Regions from separate parts of the Homo sapiens genome. Here regions 1 and 3 are each linked to region 2. Evidence: read pairs that join two places in POLR2A ChIA-PET (ENCODE). Cell type or tissue: OCI-LY7. All regions are shown on one strand.

Region 1 (2,500 bases), 150 kb after region 2:
AATAGAAAACATCTCTATTACCTCCAAAAGATTCTTTGTGTCACTTTGCACAGGGTCTCAAAATGATCTTTTTGTCACTGTAGATTGGTTTTCATTTACACAAATGAAGTCGTGCCATATGTATGCTTGTGTGCCTGGCTTCTTCCACTCAGCATCATTTTGAGATTGATTCATGTTGTTGTTTGTATTAGAAGTTTGCTCTTTCATATTGCTGAATAGTATTGCATTGTGTGGGTATATCTAATTATTAATCTATTCACCTGTTGATGGGTCCACACCCTCGCCCTGATTTTGGCTATTACAAATAAATCTGCTATAAACATTTGTGTACAAGTCTTTGTGTGAACATATATTTTCATTTCTCTTGGAAAAATACCTAGTGGAATGGCTGGGTCTTACTGGAGGTAGGTGCATGGTTAACTTTTTACAAAAACACCAAACTTTTACAAAGCAGCTGTACCATTTCCACAAGCAATGGTTAGATGTCTAGTTATTCCACGTCCTCATCAACACTTGGTACTGCTAAATTTTAAAATTTTAGCGATTTTTATCAATGGGTAATGGTATCACATTGTGGTTTTAAGTACAGATACCTGATGACAAATAATATTGGCATTTTTTCATGTGTTTATTGGCCATTTTTATACATCCTTGTGTGAGTGTCTGTTCAAATAGATGGCCCATTTAAAAACAATGGGTTACTTGTCTTATTATGAAAATGTAACAGTTTTCTATGCTGTGAATATTTTCTCCCATTTTCTGGTTTGTCTGTTTTCTTGTTTTTTTTTTGTTTTTGTTTTTTGTTTTGAGATGGAGTCTCGCTCTGTCACCCAGGCTGGAGTGCAGTGGTAAGATCTCGGCTCACTGCAACCTCTGTCTCCTGGGTTCAAGCAATTCTCCCACCTCAGTCTCCCGAGTAGCTGGGATTACAGGCGTGCGCCACCATGCCCAACTAATTTTGTATTTTTAGTTTCACTATGTTGGCCAGGCTGGTCTTGAACTCCCGACCTCAGGCGATCCACCCACCTCAGCCTCCCAAAGTGTAAAGATTACAGGCGTTAGCCGCCGCATCTGGCCCGTCTCTGTTTTCGTAATGGTATCTTTCAATGAGCAAGAGTTTTAAATGTTAATAAAGTCCAATTTATCAAGTTAGTAGGAAAATTCCATGCTTTTATTTGTTCTATATAGGAAATCCTTGCCTTCCACCAAGTCACAAAGACTTTCATCTGTCTTCTTCCAAGAATTTTAATAGTAATTTTAGCTTCTGTATTTAGTTCCATGCAGGTCTATGATTCAATTAGAGTTAACTTCTGATCGATGTCCATTTTTTCCATATGGGTAACCTAACCTTAACTTATGTGGATATATAATAACATCTCAAATATCAAGTGTCCAAAATTAAACTCCAATTTTCATTCCTCTCTATCTCTAATACGCCACTTAATCCTTCCACAAGTGCTGCTGCAGCCACTGCTCCCTCCCTGACTTCACCCCCTAGCACCAACCCCACTCTGCTCAAGGTCCCCACAGTCTCCTGCTATGCTTCAAGCCCACCAGGCTCTCTGACCTCAGGGCCTGTGCACTAGCCACCATTCCCCCAGGAATTTGCCTGGCTCGCTTCCTGACTTCTTCGTATTCTGCCCAAATGCCCCTTTTCAGTGAGATCGTCATTGACACCCTTATTGGTAATAGCAATAGCCACACCTAGTATAACCTATTTCCTTTCATGTTTATTTTTTAACATAGCACTTATTATTTTCCTAGATACAAGATGGTTGACTCATTTAAAAACAGACTGTCTTCCATAAATAGTATATGAGCTCCACAAGAGCAGGGATTTGGGTCTGTTTTATTCTTGACTGTCTCCCTAGCCCCAAGAGCAGTGCCTGACCTAGCTGGCATTCAATAAACATGCATTGAATGAACGAACAGTTCTGATTCTTTGGTGGTTCCTGCTCTAGACCTCCTGTAAACGTCCTGAGCTTTGGGGCCTGGCTACATCTAGCCTGGGAGGTGGAGCTGGGCCCACCCGGGTCTGAGGTGGCAGAGAAGCATCTAATGGGGCAGGATCCTCCCACCAGTGGCTGCCTGTCACCCAGAGACTGACCTTCCTCCTCCAGCTCTCATTAAAACACTCTGTTAGACCAAGTGGGGCTACATGCCACTGTCCCTGTTCTCCCCAATATTTCTTGCAGGAGATTGTTATGGGGAAGCACCCTGAATAACTCAAATAATAAAGCTTCCTATGCAAAAACTGCAGGGGGTACTGGGCTTTAGGATGTGATTGGTGGTGGGGGTTTGTTTACTCATTTACTTTTCTGTCAGCCTTGTAATGTGAGGTGTGGAGCCAAAAATTAACTTGTTATGAGAAATAAAGTAGTATTTCTCCCACACCCGAGTTTGGGATTTGAGAGACATAGTCTTTAGGAACCTGTTTGCAGTCTGGGGCTCAGCAGAATGCAGGTTGGCTTGACCTTCTCTTCAGGCTGTGTCCTCACCA
Region 2 (2,500 bases):
ATGGAGTGTTAGGCTACAGGCAAGCATGCTAATCAGACTTGGTTCAGATAGCCCAGGAGTGATGGGACTTGAGCAGTGGGTATGCAGAATAAGCAGTCAGCAGAAGGCTTATCTGCAGAACATAAATTATCTACCTCACGCCCATAGTGGTATCAACTAAAATACAGCCAGTTTTGTGAGGGAGGTGGGGATATATCTGGTATGTGGCTGAGAAAATCTGATCACGTTGCAGGTCAAAGACAGTTTTTTAAACTGTCTTTATTGCAGTGATCTCTATATGTGTCAATAAACTAGGCTACTAGATTGAAGAGAAGCATGAAGAAACTTGTCATGATGGTGATAGTTTAGTGAGTGTATACATAATGTCAAAGTGAATCAAATTTCTTGCAGTTTATTCTGTATTTCAATGATACTGTTACTGAACCAAACTGGTTCTGTTTGTCCATGTGCAATGGAAAGCAAACACCAAAGCATAGGTTCTTTTGTAAAGAGAAAAGTTCGTGGTAAGACTGTCAAGCAAGGAGACAGTCAGGTTCAAATCTGTCTCCCCCAGCTGGGGGCTGGGACATATTTTATAGACAGAGGGTAATGAGGTATGATCTGATTGAATCTTACAATGATGTGATGCCAGGAGGTGTGATCTGACTGGATCATACCAGGAGGTGACACCAGGGCTCAATCTGATTGGATCATGGATCATGTCATGTGGTGTCCACTTCTTAATTTGGTCCTGTCTCGGTCCAGGCACTTAGGTTCTGCTTGTGGTTGCATGCGTGGTTCATCTGGACAGGCTCAGGTTACAGAACTTGCAACCTGGGGATCCATGGCAACTGAAGAACAAATCACCATTTTGTCACACAAAGCTGAACCAGACTAGGCCGGTTCTGTGGATGATGCTTGGCCAAAAGGCCAAGAAGTGATCAATAATACTTCAGAGTTTAAAAGGCAAAACTAGGCCATTACCTGGTAAAGTTGCTTTTAGTATTTTTTTAACAGCTTTATTGAGATATAATTCACATACTATGCAATTCACCATTTAAAGTGTACAATTATTTTTTTTTAAGTTTTTTTTTCTTTTTTTTTTGAGACAAAGTTTTGCTCTCGTGGCCCAGGCTGGAGTGCAATGGCGCCATCTCAGCTCACCACAACCTCTGCCTCCTGGGTTCAAGTGATTCTCCTGCCTCAGCGTCCCGAGTAGCTGGGATTACAGGCAAGCGCGACCACGCCCGGCTAATTTTGTATTTTTAGTAGGTGCGAGGTTTCTCCATGTTGGTCAGGCTGGTCTCAAACTCCTGACCTCAGGTGATCCGCCCGCTTTGGCCTTCCAAAGTGCTGGGATTACAGGTGTGAGCCACCGCGCCCGGCCTAGTATGTTAATAGATACGTGCAACCATCACCACATTTTTAGGACACCTTCATCACCTCAAAAAGAAACATTTAACTGTCACCCTCCACTTTCACTTTCCTCAGCCCATAGAAACCACTAATCTACTTTCTGTCTATCGTAGAGTTCCCTATTCTGGACATTTCATACAAACAAAAATCATATAATAAGTAGTTTTTTGTGACTGTTTTCATTTAGCATAATGCCTTCTTTTCTTTCTTTCTTTCTTTCTTTCTTTCTTTCTTTCTTTCTTTTTTTCTTTCTTTCTTTTCTTTCTCTCTCTCTTTCTCTCTTTCTGTCTTCGCTATACTAACAAGGTAACCATAATACTTTCAAGGTCTGTCTGTTGCAGCATGTATAAGTACCTCCCTTTTATGGTTGAATAATATTCCATTGTACAAATATACCACATTTTGTTTCCATTCATCAGTCAGTAAGCATTCATTCGGGTTGTTTCTACTTCAGACTATTATGAGTGATCTTAATTTTGTACCATTACATTCAGGAAGTGATAATCTTTGCATTTTTCATGTGATTCTTTCTGTACTGTTTATACATTTGAATGAACTTTGTTTTTTTGTTTTTTTTTGTTTTTAAATAGATGGAGTCTCTATCTGTTGCCCAGGCTGGAGTGCAGTGGTGCAATCTCAGCTCACTGCAACCTCTGCCTCCCGGGTTCAAGGATTCTTCTGCCTCAGCCTCCCGAGTAGCTGGGACTACAGGTGCGTGCCACCATGTCCAGCTAATTTTTGTATATTTAGTAGAGATGGGGTTTCACCATGTTGGCCCGGCTGGTCTCAAACTCCTGACCTCAAGTGATCCACCCACCTCGGCCACCCAAAGTGCTGGGATTACAGGCGTGAGCCACCGCGCCCAGCCGTGGATGAACTTTTTTTTTTTAAAAAGGCTGAACATTTGAGGGTTTCACGTCCTAAATACATAACGGGGGAATTCTAGAAAGACATTTTCTATGAGGCTTTACTTTGCATTTATACCCCTTCCTCCCTCCCCTGTCGTTGGAATTTAAACTTACCTAAGCATAGAGAAATGTTTCCTTTCTGGTTTAAGATTTTATTTAGGTATGGGAACTTGTGAAAGTGTTGGAAATATAGAGTG
Region 3 (2,500 bases), 1.6 Mb before region 2:
ATTCTCACAATCATTCTCTGGGGTGGGTACTTTTTCCATGATAACCGTTGAGTTGGGGAGGGTAATGTCAAAGAATAAACCAGGAGAGATCTCATGGGAAGGGTGTTAATAGAGCAGGACCTTGAAGTGTCCTGGTACAATTTCAAAAGGTAGAGAAATGGGAGAGAAGGACATTTCAGGTAGAGGGGAGTGATGAGCAAAGGTGAAAACAGTGTTATCCCTTGCAGCTGTAGGGTAAGAATTCATGGGAACCCAAGGGTGGTGCATGGCTACTTCATCCTCTGGCCATTGGAGAGCCACAGAATGTTTTGAGCAAGGGAATATGTGTTAATCAGTTCAACTGGTAGTCAAATACAAAAATTAAATGTTGTATGATTGGAAGATTTCTGTGTGTACACTGTGGGAAGGAGGGATGATAGGAAACAGGAAAAATTACCATAAAAATTTGAGATAATGTAGATGACCTGTGAATACAGATTTAGAGTGTCTGCAAACAGGCATTGTGATGGCTCATGCAAATTCAGTCTCTTAAGCTGAATTTGCCTGTGTGGCAGTGTATTGCTTATCTTATGTATTAGTCACTTAGGGGATGTTTTTCATATATTTTCCAGAAGACTGTGAATGGGGAATAAGCAAAGTGGCGGTAAATAAAAAAATGATTATTTGTTGACATAAATTTGTATGTATGTGATTTATATATGAATTTTGCCTGGGAAATAATGATCAGCCTCATGAGGCACAACAAGCCCAGCCTCTTTAGAGAGGCGTTGTGTTTGTACTAGCAGTTCTTTTACCTTATAAACATACATATACACAAACATAGTGTAAAACTCCACCCTAATTAGGTTTTCAGCTCAGTCTTTCTCTGGGCCAGTGTCTTCTTTAATTTTGTTTTGTGTGTGTGTCATTAAGGAATGATACCAATAATAGGGTGTCAAAAAGGAAAGACTTTGGCCTAAACATGGCTCAGAAAAAGGACTGCCTGGCCTTCTTCATGCACACCTGCCAATGCATCATACTTCTGACTTGTAATTCCTGTTTTTCTAGTCTTTGATCGCGTGGGGCAAAATAACATTCCAGCTTGTTTGTTACTTTGAGTTCTGCATCATTTGTTCCTTGATTAAGGGCCTGGAAGCCCCACTTGTTTGTGGCATCCAGAGGTCTTATTTTCCTGGGTGTGTGTAGCTAGGTGTAGATAGATCTTTATATTAGATGACTGCCTTTTCTGACCCACAGATAAGACACCTTTGTCTGACAGATGCTAGGGGTCAGAAGGACAGGATGTGGGAGTTTGGTTTCTTTTGTAAAATGTGCAGTGTGTGGTCTCCGCAGGTGCTGGATTTCTCTTCGCGGCTAAGAACTTCCCAGTCTGGGGAAAATACCCATGTTGTAGGAAGCGAGATCTGTGGGTCTTGCTGTAGCTAGTTAACTCAGGCTGAGGTTTAGCAAGTCATGGACCTCCCACATCCTTTTAACAGTACTGTTTCTCCTCTCTCTCAGATGACTTGTGTGAGACTTAGCCAGGTGTCAATGGATGTGAAGGGGGTTTGGAGGAAACAAGGGCAAGACAACATTCTGGCTGGACAGGGAGCCAGCTGGAGGGGTGGGGCCACATGAATGGGACACACCCTTGAGGGAAGTGGTTCTAAACCTCAGCAGTGTCAGAGTGTCCTGGAGGGACTGGTAAAACACTTGAGTTGAGTCCGTCGCAGTGGCTAATGCCTGTAATCCCAACACTTTGGGAGGCTGAGGTGGGAGGATTGCTTGAGGTTAGGAGTTCAAAACCAGCCTGGTTAGAATACTGAGACTCAGTCTCCACAAAAACAAACAAATTAATTATTTAATAAAACAGATTGCTGGGCCCCACCCCCACAGTTTCTGATTTAGTGGGTTTCTGATTTAATGGGACCTGAGATTCTACAATTCTAATAAGTTATTAGGAGATACTGACTCTGGTTCATGGACCCCTTAGCAAATCCAAGCATTGGTTCAGCAGGCAGAAGACCAAGTCTTAACCAGCCTGGAGTCCATTCTGATTCCGAGAAGAACCAGAGAATTCTGGTTATCATTAGATTGTCATAACCCCCTTATTTTATATAACACTTCCACATTTGTAAATCACTTTAATATATGTTTCTTCTCACAACAAAATAACCCTGTGAGGTAGGCAGGGGATTTATTAACCTTGTTGGACGACTAAGGAAAATAAGATTGAAGACAGATGACTGACTTACCCTAGGGGCAAAAATAGTTGAGCTCATACTTATATCTAGATTTTCTTACTGTAGATTTATTGCTCCTTCTACATTGTCTTTTTTCCTTGGAAAATACTACATTTTATTCAAATGATTTTGAGACAAAACAAAATTAGGGAGATGTAGAATCCTTTCGCTCATGCATTAACAGTAAATATTTTTTGAAGACATAATACAGAGCACATACTTATTGTTGAATAAATGAATGAATGGTTTCCATAACTTCCCTAACTACTTCTGAACTC

What was found. Peaks named below come from ENCODE experiments on the same cell type or tissue, not always from the same donor. Only the 100,000 strongest peaks of a DNase experiment are listed, where the experiment ranks them.
Region 1: POLR2A ChIA-PET joins it to region 2 with 5 read pairs; 3 of 35 experiments call an interaction of 5 or more read pairs at or near these places.
Region 3: POLR2A ChIA-PET joins it to region 2 with 6 read pairs; 2 of 35 experiments call an interaction of 5 or more read pairs at or near these places.

The regions. Positions count from the first base shown.
Region 1 is chr7:23,217,903-23,220,402 of GRCh38, reverse strand. The region is part of intron 1 of LOC101927890 (a long non-coding RNA gene); the gene reads right to left. Among named protein-coding and RNA genes, the nearest start is that of GPNMB, 28 kb to the left of the region's middle. In OCI-LY7, no CTCF peak of the experiment used is centred here; no DNase peak of the experiment used is centred here.
Region 2 is chr7:23,367,482-23,369,981 of GRCh38, reverse strand. The region is part of intron 3 of IGF2BP3 (insulin like growth factor 2 mRNA binding protein 3); the gene reads left to right. Among named protein-coding and RNA genes, the nearest start is that of SNORD65C, 28 kb to the left of the region's middle. In OCI-LY7, a CTCF peak has its summit at 387; DNase peaks (open chromatin) are centred at 631, 1,431 and 1,771; H3K4me3 peaks cover 2,324 bases; H3K27ac peaks cover 2,500 bases.
Region 3 is chr7:24,965,051-24,967,550 of GRCh38, reverse strand. The region is part of intron 1 of OSBPL3 (oxysterol binding protein like 3); the gene reads left to right. Among named protein-coding and RNA genes, the nearest start is that of OSBPL3, 14 kb to the left of the region's middle. RefSeq lists an enhancer at 1,215-1,374. In OCI-LY7, no CTCF peak of the experiment used is centred here; a DNase peak (open chromatin) is centred at 1,440; H3K4me3 peaks cover 1,897 bases; H3K27ac peaks cover 2,500 bases.